Linked DNA regions of Homo sapiens: region 1 is linked to region 2. Evidence: chromatin contacts called from ENCODE Hi-C or POLR2A ChIA-PET data. All regions are on one chromosome and are shown on one strand. The core of a region is the stretch at or near the end of the contact, and the rest is flanking DNA. Distances in the headings are between cores, read along the strand shown. Region 1 overlaps FLI1 (Fli-1 proto-oncogene, ETS transcription factor). Region 2 holds the start of TMEM218 (transmembrane protein 218).

Region 1 (6,613 bases), core at 3,096-5,595, 3.6 Mb after region 2:
GAAAAGGGCCTGGTTTCCCTTTATGGAGTGCAAAATAAACAGATCCTCAGCAGCAGGAGAGGGGCCCAGTTCCCCAGCCCATAATGCCAGAGCTGGGGGTGGGGGTGCTGTGGGGAAAAGCAGTTATTCTTCTGTCTGGTTAGTATTTGGCATTGACTTTCATTTTCTCCAACCTCTGTTTTCTAGAAGCCTGCCTGTACGGGAAGTACAGGAATAAAGAGAAGCTGATCGTGGGGGTTTTCTTGCCAGACTTCAAAGGAGGTGGATTTTTGATTTTTGATAGTTTGGAGAGCTAGTTCCAAAAGTAAAAGCTGCTTTGGGGACTTGAACCTAGACACTGGGATCTTAGCCGTGTGCCCATCAGAGCCGCTGCTCTGCTCCTGATGGAATGGAGTGCTCTGGGCTTCCCACTCTCCTCTCCCAGTCCAGGAGGGCTGGAGCTCTGGGCATCTCAGGGTCAGCTGCGGTGAGCCTGGCCACAGGGCTCTGCATTCCTTCTGGGCTTTGCTTGGTTTGAGTGGGTGTGACCGCCAGTTTACTCTGGAGAAAACTGAGACAAAGAGTCTAAATTGGGCAGGATCTTGAATCTAATGACTTGTTTACAGACCCTGTACTTTTTCCAGTGCAGGGAGGAGGAAGAAGGCAGGGCATGCTCGTCACTGTGGGCATGGGCACATTGCTGTTTTCATCCTAAGGAGGTAGGACAGCTTCAGAAAGCAGCAGGGCATCTGCCTGGCAGCCAGCAGGCAAAGTGGCATGCTGTGTAATTTTCCAAGGTAGGGAGGAAGCAGTGGCGGCTTCTGCTTGGTCCTACCGGCTTGGCTTCCGGGGCACACGCTGCTCTGGGGAGAATGCCTGACCCTGCCACATGAAAGGCCTTGCTTCCTCCCACTTCAGCTTCAAGCGATGGGGAGATTACCCTCCTCACCCCTGCTCCAAGTGCATCACAACCCAGAGCACCCAGCCAAGAATGCACACCTGTGATGGGGCTAAGGAGGCCTCACTGGACCTGTGTAAGGAGAGAGGAGATTCCCAGGAGGACCTCACTAATAGAAAAGCACACGCATGATGGTTTTGCTATCGTGTGACATTTATTTCATACTTGCTACCTGTAAGAAATTCCTTGAAAACGAAATAGTATATGGCAAGATTTAAGGACTTGCTCTTCCAGATTCTGGAGGTCCTTCTGGAGCCCAGGGATGCTGTTTCTAAGGCATGTAGGTGCTGAGGGTCTACCCCAAAGGGCAGTTTGGGACTGCAGGGCAGGCAGGAAGTGCCTTTGTTTGTGTGCATGCCAGGCGGTTTATAAACATCCCCTTTACTTCCCTTGCCAACCCAGGAGTATATATTGCAATTACCACATTCTGATGAGGAAACTGAGGCTCAGAGAAGTTAAATCATTCACTCCAGGCCATACATCTGCTAAATGTGTCATGCTACATCCACTTTGCACCTAGTTTGAACAGGTTTACAAAGCAAGTCAGTAACCCCTGCATGCCTGGGTGCCTGAAGTTGAAAAGGGGTGGCTCTAAGATGTGGTCTACTACCTCTCCTGGACTGTTGCAGTTGGGTGTGGCTGATTTGAAATTGTGCTTCAAAAGAATGAGTTCTAGTCCCTGAATAGAGGAGCTCACACCACAGTGCACTGTAGATCTTTGTGATCCAGAAGTCCTCCAGATGTTCCCAAAAGGATCTCTAAGGTGTTGCTGGGGATGTTGTGTGTATAGGGAGTGTTCCCTTGGGGGCCTCTGAGCCCTCCTGGCAGAGAAGCCTCATAGATAATGGCATCCCCAGAAAACTCTACACTTGGAATGGGACCCAAATTAAATACAGCACCAGCAAGACTAACTGAGCCACTACCTGGAATATGTCAAGATACAGCAACTAACACTTACTTTATGTTTGTCATTTGCAAACCCTATCATGTCCGTTAATCCATTCAAATGCTGAGAGGTAGGCAGGGCAGCTATTATGATTCAAAAAAGAGGCCACATCTTTGTGGATTTGGGTTCTAATCCCAGCTCCTGCCGTCACTAGATGTGTGTGGTCTGAGCAAATCCTTCCACTTCTCCTAACCTTAGTTTCCTCATCTGCAACATGAGAAACTTGCTTTCCAAAGTGCCTCAAGCTATGGGAGTGGGGATACGGGAATGAGTCTCCCCAACATTCAGAGGCTCCCCCAGAGCTGGCAGCCCAAGGCACACCACTAAGTGCCACTGCCTTCTCCTCCCCTCTGCTGGCCGGATACTGACCAATGGAGAAACCAGGACTGGGGCGGGAAGGAGTAGGTGGTAAGATTCTTTTTCACTTGTTTCCTGCACCTGGAGACAACAGCAAGACCATTATTTGGATGAGTTATTGTTTAGAGTTTTGTTTGTTTTGGTTTGGGTTTTTTTAGCTTTATGAAAAGAAATGCCTATTTTTCAAATTTCAATTGTTCCTTTCTACTGCCTGTCCAAGCTCACTACTTTTCAAGAGGCCAATCCCTGGGTAAATCTTAGTGAATAGCAGTCGACTGTGTTATTTATCTGTGCCCCATGCTGGAGGTGCAGACTCGGTGAGACCAGCAGAGCAGCTGAGGTTAGACTCAGTGGAAAATCCAGAAGTGCAGATGTGGATCCAAATTGGGCTGAAAAAATCTCATGAGATCAGGCTTTCTTGGACTTCCTGCTTTTAGCCTAAGCACTATGTTCAACATAAACGAACTTTCGGTATTTTGAAACTTCCGTTTCTGATCTCAGAACCTGGAAGTAAAGAGCTGTTGTGAACATTTCCACAAATTTTGTCATGGTTATTCTGGAGGCAGAGTTGAACCCTGTAATTACGGAGCTTTGGGACTCACTACACCCACAGTGGCCTGCCTGGATTGCAGTATGGGAGAGGGGAAGGCATTTTGGTGGAGAGTCCAGGCTTTGGAGACAGGCAGGACCCTGTTCAAATTCTAGCTCTGCCATTTCCGGCCATGTGACTGGACCTGTCAGAGTCTCAGTTTCCTCATCAGTTAGATTAAAAAAAAAAAAAACAGTTCGTAATGTTGTGAGGACAAAATGGTCTGCGTGTGTGTGTACTCTTTCTCCCCTTTTCCCGTGTGTGTGTGTGTGTGTGTGTGTGTGTGTGTGTGTGTGTAAAATCTGTAATATTTATTTACTTATAGCTTGAATAAGTTCCCCTGGGAGTCTCAGGCTGCCTGCCTCTGATAGATGTGACATTGTGAAGTTGCTGAAATCCACCTAATTAGCTGTCAAAGAGTGCATTATACAAAGACAGCGAGGGCTCTGCATTCAGTCTAAGCTCTAAGGACTGGCACGATCTCTGGTGGACTTGAAGGGCAACGGAGACTTACTGCAAATTTTGGGAGCTGAATTACATTCATCCCGTCTACTCATGTTTCTGGGGCCTCATTTGCTTTCCTGGGACAAGCAAGGGCAAGGCGCTGGGCAGGTCAGTGCTGTGAGAAAGCAAGGTGCTCCAGCAGCATGGAGTCACCGGCTGAAATGGACAAGAGCTATGCAGGGCAAGGAAAAAGGGAGGAGAGGGAGTCAGGGCCATGGGAGACAAGGGACATGGAAAACCCACCCAAGGCTGCTGAGAAACAGGACTAAGTTAGTAAGCCCATCCTGCAGGTGCTACTACTTCTTCTCTGTTTCTTGGCTTACTTTTTTTTAAAACTCATTACGTGCATCGTTTAAGTTCTTTAAAATAATGATTGCAGAAGTGTCACTTCATCCTTGTATAAAATTTAAAACGTATAGAAAATTTCAAAATAAGAATGTAAAAGCACGCATAGTCTCACAATACAGAAAGCAGCCGATTCATATTTTGGTGCCCTTCCTTCCGGTCTTTATAATGCAAATATATAGACATATATGTATTATTTTATCTAGCCAGAATCATATTGCTTTGTAACCTCCTTTTATTCTCTTTATATTAAATTACGGCCATGTTCCTGTATCATTAAATATTACACTATATCACTACTTCTGATGGAAGTACAGCAAACCACTAAACACGGAAGTCAAGTCCTGGGCTCTGGAATAGTATATATTATTTTAGTTATGCCCAGCTTCTGGACCTGGGATGGCATTTTGTAACAGACGCAGCCTTATCTCTTTTGTATTTTCATAAAATCTTCAGTATAGGCTCTAAAAAGGAGCCCACGTGAAATGCTGAAAAGACGATGTTTAAAAAGTCACAAAGTCCCCCTAGAGTCATAAAACCAGAAACACTGGGGGGTGGGGAGGCCAAGCCGGGCCTTCGCTCACCTCCTTGTGCCTCTTAATGCAGCCCAGATGGAAGCCCGTCCAAGACCGGATTGCAGGCAAGCCCAGGGCCCGATCTGATAGCACAAAGACACCCACAACTCTGAATTTCCTGCTACCAGGAGGCCTCTTTTTGCATAGGCTGTCTGATTTACACATACGTGGAAAGCAGCCACTAATAATAGAAGGGTTGCCTCTTTTCTTCCGTTGTCAGACTCCGCGGGCCCTGCTCAGTGACTCCCGCGTCTCCAAGCAGCTGCCTGCCTCTCTTTCTGCCCCTCACAGCAACAGGGTCAGCCGGGCTCCTTGTAAGAAAGAGGCCAGGCCCTCTGCGCCTTCTCTGTGTGTGGCGGAGGTGGGGAAGGTGCTTTCTGAGGGCTCTTTGTCTGGCGAGCAAGCCGGACCTCTGTGCAACAGAAGCCGCCTCTGGCCACCCCCGGCCCTTCCCCCTCCACCCAGTCAAGTTCTGCACAGCCAGTGTTTTCTCCTCCAGCCCCAGCTAACCTGAGCTCTCTCAACTAATCCAGAGAAGCTTCTGGAGAATCTGTCCTTGCCAACTAGGGGCTGGCAAGTTCGTGAGAGAGAATTAATTCTCTGTGAGCCCCTTAAGACTAGTAACTATGTGGAGCTCACCCCTGTAGGATGCACCACAGACAGCTGGAATGGTCAAGCCCTTCAGGGATGCCTTCTTCTGCTGCCTTGATTCACATGGTGCCATCCACTCAATCATTCATTCATTCCGCCAGCCTGTACTTGGCACCTCCTATTCTCAGCACGGTGTAGAATATAGGGATGGAAGAATGGAGGCGAAGACAGACGAGGTCCCTGCTGTCACAGAAGAAACAAAGAATAAAAAGAGAAGAAACTAGAATTGAAGAGTCTGTGGTGGGGATTGCAGGGGAGATGCCTGTCAAGTTATAAAAGGCCCTAATACATTTTTGCTTTATGTTTGAAATTGTGACCCTGTCCTTAGCCTATTCCCAACCAGCCTCAAGCATGGTTCAGTCTCACAGTCCAGCTGCTGAGCTGTAGAGAGACCATCTCTTTATACAAGATCAATTATGGGTGCAAGAGCATGCCTGGCTCAAGCACACAGACCCACAGACCCTTGTGGTCAGGGAGTTCCTACATGAACCCAAACCTTTGGGGGCTGGGATGTTTACTCTTGGCACTCTGGGATTTCCTGTTTCTAAGAAAATGGGCCTAGATGCTCAGCTACATTAACCAAACAACATGTTGACACAAATGAATCTGAAGCTTGCCCGCTCCAGGCTCTCTAGAAGGTCAGGTTTGGGAATGAAGGCATTTGGGTGACTTTCCAAACTCTGAATCCCAAGCCCAGTGACTCAGGCCAGGTATTAATTTGAGGGATCTGCTTCCCTCCTCTTCCTGCCTAAGAAGGCCCCACTAAGTGGCTAGAGTCAGAGGCTCCCTGGTCATCTTGAGTAGTGGGAATGCTTCTCCTGTCTGTCTGCAGCTGGTCTTAGAGGGAGGCAGCCCAGGTAGTATGGTAGGATGCTCCAAAAGACCCACCCCGCAGAAACCTCCATCACGTTTCTGTCTGCCTGAAATCCTTGCCATGGGTTCACTCCTTTGAACGTCCAGGAGGTTCATGTAAAAATGTAAAAGTTACCCCCTGACGTGACTTAACCATATGACATTTGACACACGACTATATGACATTTACTATATGGCTGAGCCTAGCAAGGTCCTGGGAATATGGAAAACCTGAAACATTTTGACAGGGTATGGAGGAGAGGAAGGGGAGAAAGCAGAGGAAAAGCTGACAAGGTCAAGGGATGCTTCTCGGAGAAGGGAGAAGGGCAGGAGGAGGATGTTCAGGCAAGGAGCAGAGCAGCCTGGAGATGCCAGTTTGGTGATTATGGACACCTTGGCTGCTTAGCCAGAGGTGGCCCTCACAATGCCATTCCTGCTGTGCCCACTGCCCAGAGTGCCAGCAAACACTGCAGGATTTGCTTGCTCAGACTTCAGGCAATGCAGCTTTGTCTGCTGGGGAGAATCTTACCATTTTTAACCTGTATTTGAACCAAGAGATTTGCGTGACCTCCACAGGAAAGTGCAACTATCTTCCAAAAATGTATAAATTATCAAAGATGTATTCTATAACAAAAATGACAGTCCTTGAGATGTGGTGGATTAATATTGCTAGATCAGGAGCTACTCAGATGAGGTAAAGTCCCTTTGGGAAAGCACAGAGCCTGGGGAATGAGGGATGGAGGCCAGTGTGCAGAAAAGCCGTGCGGAAACACCTCGTGCAGTCATTCTCCTATCGAGCTCTGGGAACCGCGGGGTGGGGGAGAATCCAAACAATCGGGAGGAAAAATATCCCTGTT
Region 2 (6,583 bases), core at 3,816-6,315:
ATGAGAATAAATATGTAAAAAGGTGCTCAACTTCATTAGTCATCCGGAAATTGCAAATTAAAACCAAATTCAGTGCCTTCATATACCCACCAGAATGGCTAACATGAAAACAACAGACAACAGCAAGTGTTGACAAAGATGTGGAGTAACTGGAACCCTCATATACGGCTGGCAAGGGCCATAATTTGTTAACCACTGCTTTGGAGACTATTGGCAGTATCTAATAAAGCTAAATATAAATGCATCCTACATCCAGCTCTTCTATTCTTAGGTGTATTCCCAACAGAAACGCACACCTAAATTCAAAAAAAAGACATTGCAGCCCTACCTGAAATAGCTAAAACCTTAAACAATCCAAATATCTGCCAATAGAGTGGATATAGTACTCTACAATCTATTCATTCATACAGTATATAAAGCATTATGTAGTATAAAGCAATGAGAATAGTATAAAGCAATGAGAAAGAACACACTACAACTATACTCAACAATGTGGATGAATTTCACAAATATTAAATGAAAAAAGCTAGAGGCTAAAGAGTTCATAGTATATGAGTCCATTTATATAATGTTCAAAACAGGTCAAACTAATTTTAGGGGCTGGAGGTCAGGCGTATGGTTGGCTTGTGAAACATAGTGACTGTAGGAGGTTCAGGGAGATGCTGATAAAATTCTGTTTCTTGATCTGGGTTTTGTTCACCTGGGTTTGTTCATACGGTGATGTTGTATCTAACCATGCACTTAGGATTTATATACTTTTCTGTATGTGTATTACCCTTCACTAAAATGTTTACAGAAAGAATATTAAGAGATGTATCAGCCATGTGTAGTATATGGACCCTTATTTGGTCCTGATTCGAACGAAGCATTGCAAAAACCTTTTATGAAATGATTGGGGAAATCTGAAGAATATTCAGATATTTGATAATATTATGAAATTACTGTTTGTATTTTCAGTGAAAAAACACTATTAAAAAGATGATATTATTATATTGTTAAAAGATTATTTATGATAAAGATATATGCATACACACGTAGCACATTACAGATAACAGAAAAGGGTTTCTAGGAGCTTTCTATTACCTCAGTGAGAGGAGGTGAAGGGGCTGACATGAAACAAGACTGGTCATGAGCTAGTTGTTGAAGCTGGGTGATGAGTGTGTAGATGTTTGCTAGCCTATTTTCTATATTTCTGAATATATTTTAAACTTTCATAATAAAAAGATGTGGATATGTGTGTATATATATATATATATCTGCATAAATATGAATATAAAAGATGAGTAAGATTTGTATAGCTAAAATTATAAAACTTTATCAAAGACAAAAAAAAAAAAAAGAGAGAGAGAGGACCTGAATAAAGAAATAAAGCAGACCTGAACAGAGAAATAACCTGTGTTCCCGGATGGGATGGTTCAATTAAAAAAATCTCAATTTTCCTTAACCTATAAATTCAATGCAATCCTAACCAAAGTCTAAAAACAATTTTTTGTGGAACTTGAAAACGGATCCTAAATTCATATGGAAGAGCAAAAACCCAAGAATAGCCAAAACAATTTTGAGAACTAGGATGGCAACTTGCCTTTCTTGTTACCAACTGCCGCAAGACACATTGAAAAACCAAAGTAATTAAAACAGTGTGATAGTGGCACAAAGACACATGGCCCAGTGGTATAAAATCAAGAACCCAGAAACAGATCCATGCATTTGTGAGAACTTCCTACAGCACAGAGTTGGCTTTATGATTCAATGGGTAAAGAACTTCATAGATAGTGTTGGGACAAATGATTCTCCAATAGGAAAAGAATAAAACTAGATCTCTATATGATATACAGAAGTTGATTTTAAATGGAAAGTAATTCGTAATGAAATAGCATATGTTTAAATATACAAATGTTCAGGCTGACTACACTAGAATACATAATGAAGTACAGTAGTCAGATGCTTGCACCTAAACTTAGAATCACCATGAATGCAAAAGCTTCAAATGCAGACTATGCAGGTGTGTTGTTCTGGCAACTCAAATACCACGAGCTGTGCTGCCTTCAGTTATGTGATTTGCTAGAGTGATGAACAACTCTTGTTAAAGTTCCAAACCACAAATAAGTATAATTTTCCTCTGATTTACATTAGAGTTGCATTCCTGGAAATTTTACTATATTAAACTGTGCCAAAAAATACATTATGTTTATACAAAAACCGGAGTTAGGCTCTACACTCAGATAATTATAAATGAGTATCCTGTGGGATACTCAAAATTTGCACAGGATGCAGGACAATTCTTCGTTGTGAGGACTGTCCCATACATTACAGAACATCCAGTATCCGCAGTCCTGATCTGTAAACCCCAGTAGTGCCTCCAATCAAAGAATAACAAAATACATCTTCACAAATTCCAAAACACCCTAAAACGGGCAGCAACATCTTCTTGGGGAACCACTGTTCTAGACACAGTCTTGCATAAAGAGACATGTACAAGGTGTTTATTGCAGCTTTGTTTACAATAGCAAAACATCAGGAAAAAACCTAAATGTCCATCAATCAGGGAACAGATACAATATTATATATTCATAATGAATACTTAAAATGAATGAAATTGATCTATATGTATTGATGTGAATATATCTCAAAAACAATGTTGAGTGACAAAAACAAGTTGCAAAATGGAACCCACAGTATGATACTACTTGTATTTTTAAAATTAAATACAATCTAAACAGTAATATATATTGTTTCTGACGAACGTATATACAGCAAAAGTATAAAAACATGGGCATAAACAATACATGACAATTTCAAAAGACTATTTGCCTCTGCAGAGGGAGGAAGGAAAGGGAATGGGGTTAGGAGTGGAAATAAAAGGGATCTGAACTAAATCTGTGATGTTTTATTTCTTTAAAATAAAAAACTTGAGCTGGTGTGCCAAAATGTTAATATTTATTAATCTGATTGGTGGAACATAGATATTATACTACCCAATGTACTATTTTCTGTTTTTAAATTTTTCGTGATAATTTTTAATTTTTAAAAAGGTAATGGGCAGCAGGATGCATATGAATTGGGTGACCAGTTAGGAAACTATTGCAATTCTCCAGATAAGAGATGATGAGGGTCTGACCTCCAGTCTTAGCTGTGTCAAGGGAGAAGGTGTTAGAAATGACACAAGTTTCTAGCTTAGTTGACTGAGCTGATGGTACTGCTCTTAAGAAAACAACTATTTAAATTTAATTTGTGCTATTCTGGATATTACACAAATAACCCAGAAGACTTGGACCAACTCTAACAGTTAGAATAGAGGGCAAATGGTAGTTGAAGCTGGCTGGCGCCATTAGAAATGTTGCCCTTCAATCCCCCTTAGTAGCTTAAGAGTTCGTGAGACATTGGATTTATATATGGTATGGCTTTAAAGTAATAAGATAAATATTCCCAAGCTCTTTTAAGAATGGAGCTCATAATTTTATAAGCAAACTATACATTTTCTTACTAAGCATAGAAAAGAAGGGCTGGGTATAGTATAGAGTGCTGCTATAGAGGAAGAGAGAACATCTAGTCATTTTTATCTTATTTAAATGTGAGAATAATATCTGTGATAATTTCCCATATTAGAATAGCTAAATTATTGTTATTGAGTACAATACAATAAAATATAAAAACGGGTTCATGCCATCATTAAACCTTCTTTGAGAAGTGATGGCTTGGCCAACCCGATTTCAAGGGTAAGTCCATTTACTTAATATCTGTGGCATTTAAAGCAGGTAGACTGGAGTGAAAAAAAATAATTTAAATTTGAACAGTTCAGCAGCTGACAACAAAAGCAACTACAGGGCTAATGTTTTCCTTCTGTGCTCAATGCTGTGAGGTTTTTCTCTGAGAGAGTTTGTTCAAAACCTTTTAGATGTGTGTGTTCATTTAATGGTTGTTTCTACATACCCTTTCATCCAGCTGTCAGAGAAAATAGGAATAAATGGACTGATCCCTGCACAGGTAACCTAATGGATTAAAAATACGGTACTCATCACCAGGTTGATCATCATGAGCGAGAATACTAACTGCCATTATAAGATGACTTATAAGATGACTTACTATCTAAGACAAATGTGGATTCCTCAGAGGGTAATGTGGCCTAAGTGCTGCTGCTGGAGGGAGATATCTCACCCATCCCCCGATTTTCACACTGACTCAAGCCCTTGAAAGCAACAGAAAACAGTGGGTTACAAGGAGTGAAGTGCTCCTCTGGAAGAGTCCTTTTCACTTTGCTTTATAGCTGTTTTCCAAACCTTCAAAAATAACGGGGGGGGGGGGTTACTTTCACACTTTTATGTTTCTACTTTAAACACTTCACTATCTTTTGAATTTTAAAATATTAGAATAACGCCTCTACCTTTGTAATTAGATAAAATGCAAGCCTGGGGAAAAAATCAGTTGCCAAGCTCCCAAAATGCCACCGATGTAGCATCTGCTCTTAACACGTTGATAGAAAAAGGAGGATCAGTAAACCTAGGTCTCTTCCTTGCATCCCTCTCCTGGACGGTGTTGTGGGTTGGAAGCGCTGCAGAGCCTCGGTCTATCCGCTCTCTGGATCTCACAGCACTGCAGCCTGGGAACACCCCACTTGAACTCTAAGCTTCTCCCCAACCCTGTTGCAGATTCAAACTGGCGACAGGAAAACAATGCCCCCCATGTCTCGTCTTCAGAATGTGCACCTGGCCACCTCCCAGGAGCTAGAGAGGGATTAAGGTCTCGGTCATAAGAGATCTGAATCAGGCACTGACACTTCCTTTTCTTAAGAGCATGAAACAAAACAGTCCTTCCTTCTCTGCCTCCAATTAAGTATTTATTAGCCGGGCCTTGGGTCCAGATCAGCGGTAAGGGTGGTCTGCGAGGTCCGTGCACCGCCGTCCGCCCACGCCTTCTTCCAACCACCTCAGCCCGACCCTCCACTTTTCTCCCTTCCCCGCAGCCGCCCCGCTTTCCTCACCTCTGCCCCCTTCACCTGGATCCACTCTCCCCCAGGCTCTACTCACACCTCAGATTCCGGCGCGTTCCAGCCCACGGGGCTCTGGTTTACTTAGGGCGAATCACAAGTGGGCTTTCATTTAGGTGATTTAAGATTCACTAATCAGCGTTGCTCTTTCAACGGCCAACTTCTTCCTCATTAGCTTACGCCTAGCGCGGCTCCCGGCAACGCCGAGCGCGGTGGGTTGGCTCGTCACCCTTCGTTACGCCCTCCGATTGGTCGGTGCCTGTCAGCCTTTGGACCGACCTCAGTTCGGTTGGGTAGCAGCGGTCCGAGCTGCACTCCCCGCCCCCCCGCCACTCCACTGTCAATCACACCATCTCTCCGTAACTCATTGGGCCATTGGTCAGTCTAGCCTGAGGGCGGGTTGTTGGGCGGAAGAGAGAGACTTCTTCCGGCCTCACTCGCTGTCACCATAGAGATTGCCCATCCAGGCAGCGAAGCAGCAGGGCCAGGCAGCTCAGATCTCGAACTCCAGAGAACTGCACAGTCATCTAGACATCAATGCCTTTTCCGGGGCCTGATGAACATCTCAATCCCCAACCCACTAGCTCGAGTGGGGCGCAAGATGTGGTGGACAAGTCAGCTCAGGCCCGGTCATTAAGTGTCCCCAACAACCCTCCTGGAGGGAACTGAGGACGAAGCACCAGTTGTAATAACGGCACGCTTCATTTATCTTTATCTCGACTTGTTTTATTTGGTATTTAATTCTTCCATTAGCCTTGCGAAACAGACAAAGGCAAAGATCATTCTACCCACGGGACAGACTGGGGAAGAGGCCCAGGGTCCATCAAGTAAACCCTCTGCCGCCAGGCTGCTGGAACTGGAGCTGGCCCACGCTATTGGCAGACTGCTGTTACCTAACTGCCAACTAAAGCTTGCCATGACTTTGCTTTGAGGCTATGGCCTGTTAGACCAAAAGATGCATCAATCAGGACAACCAAAGGAAGTAGGACAGAGGCTGCGTGCTCCACCACTGAATCAAGAAGGGGAAACAAACAATAATCAATACCAAATTGGAGAGCTGCACCGTTTGAACCTTTGACCTTAAACAAAATTTTAAGAAATATCATGAAGCAACCTATTCAATCTTAGAGCACTGAATCTCTGATTTAAGGAATTCTCCTGAATCACAGCTTTATGAACCAAAAAGAAGAAGATGCTTGAATTTCATCAACTGCACGTCTCAAATTTATTCAACTTTCGAGGCTTCATTTACAATCACATAAAGTAACCAATGATTTGTTGTGCGTTTAGCAACTTAACATTACTTGGCCCAGTGAGAAGCTCTGTGGCTAAGAAATCCTTTATTTTGATGAATTCATTTCACTGGAACTGAGTGTTGACTGCAGCTATGTTCTGTTAGGAACTGCGAAGATATACAAGAAATGAGATGTGACTCCCATCTTAATAGCCCGTGGTTTTGTAATGTTAGGTCAACAACACATGAAACAAGTAGGAAACACTTTAAAGCAAGATATAACAATGGGCCAACCCTATTGTACAATTAATTTCTCCAAAATATAATAATACTTCATATTTGCAGAACATTTCGTAGTTTCCAGA

Evidence for each region. A loop is a pair of places that touch in the nucleus more often than their neighbours do. ChIA-PET counts read pairs that join two places held with the same protein, here RNA polymerase II (POLR2A). Pooled maps may share reads with other maps.
Region 1: a loop to region 2 is called in a pooled map, with 6 times the contacts of the local background. The contact joins the enhancer-like site here to the promoter of TMEM218 in region 2. A Hi-C loop is called at or near these places in 2 of 50 pooled maps. POLR2A ChIA-PET finds 5 or more read pairs at or near these places in 2 of 52 experiments (activated B cell and naive thymus-derived CD8-positive, alpha-beta T cell).

What each region holds. Positions count from the first base shown.
Region 1 is chr11:128,716,271-128,722,883 of GRCh38, forward strand. The region is part of intron 1 of FLI1 (Fli-1 proto-oncogene, ETS transcription factor); the gene reads left to right. Among named protein-coding and RNA genes, the nearest start is that of SENCR, 24 kb to the left of the region's middle. RefSeq lists enhancers at 902-1,001, 1,670-2,189, 2,708-2,917. Within about 2 kb of position 4,346, at least 11 of the 41 ENCODE cell types and tissues checked have a DNase peak (open chromatin) inside an H3K27ac peak, as active enhancers do.
Region 2 is chr11:125,106,561-125,113,143 of GRCh38, forward strand. TMEM218 (transmembrane protein 218) reads right to left here and starts at 5,066. Exons shown (of 5, transcript NM_001258244.2): 1 at 4,979-5,066. RefSeq lists enhancers at 4,761-4,850, 5,206-6,118, 5,481-5,660 and a silencer at 5,321-5,390.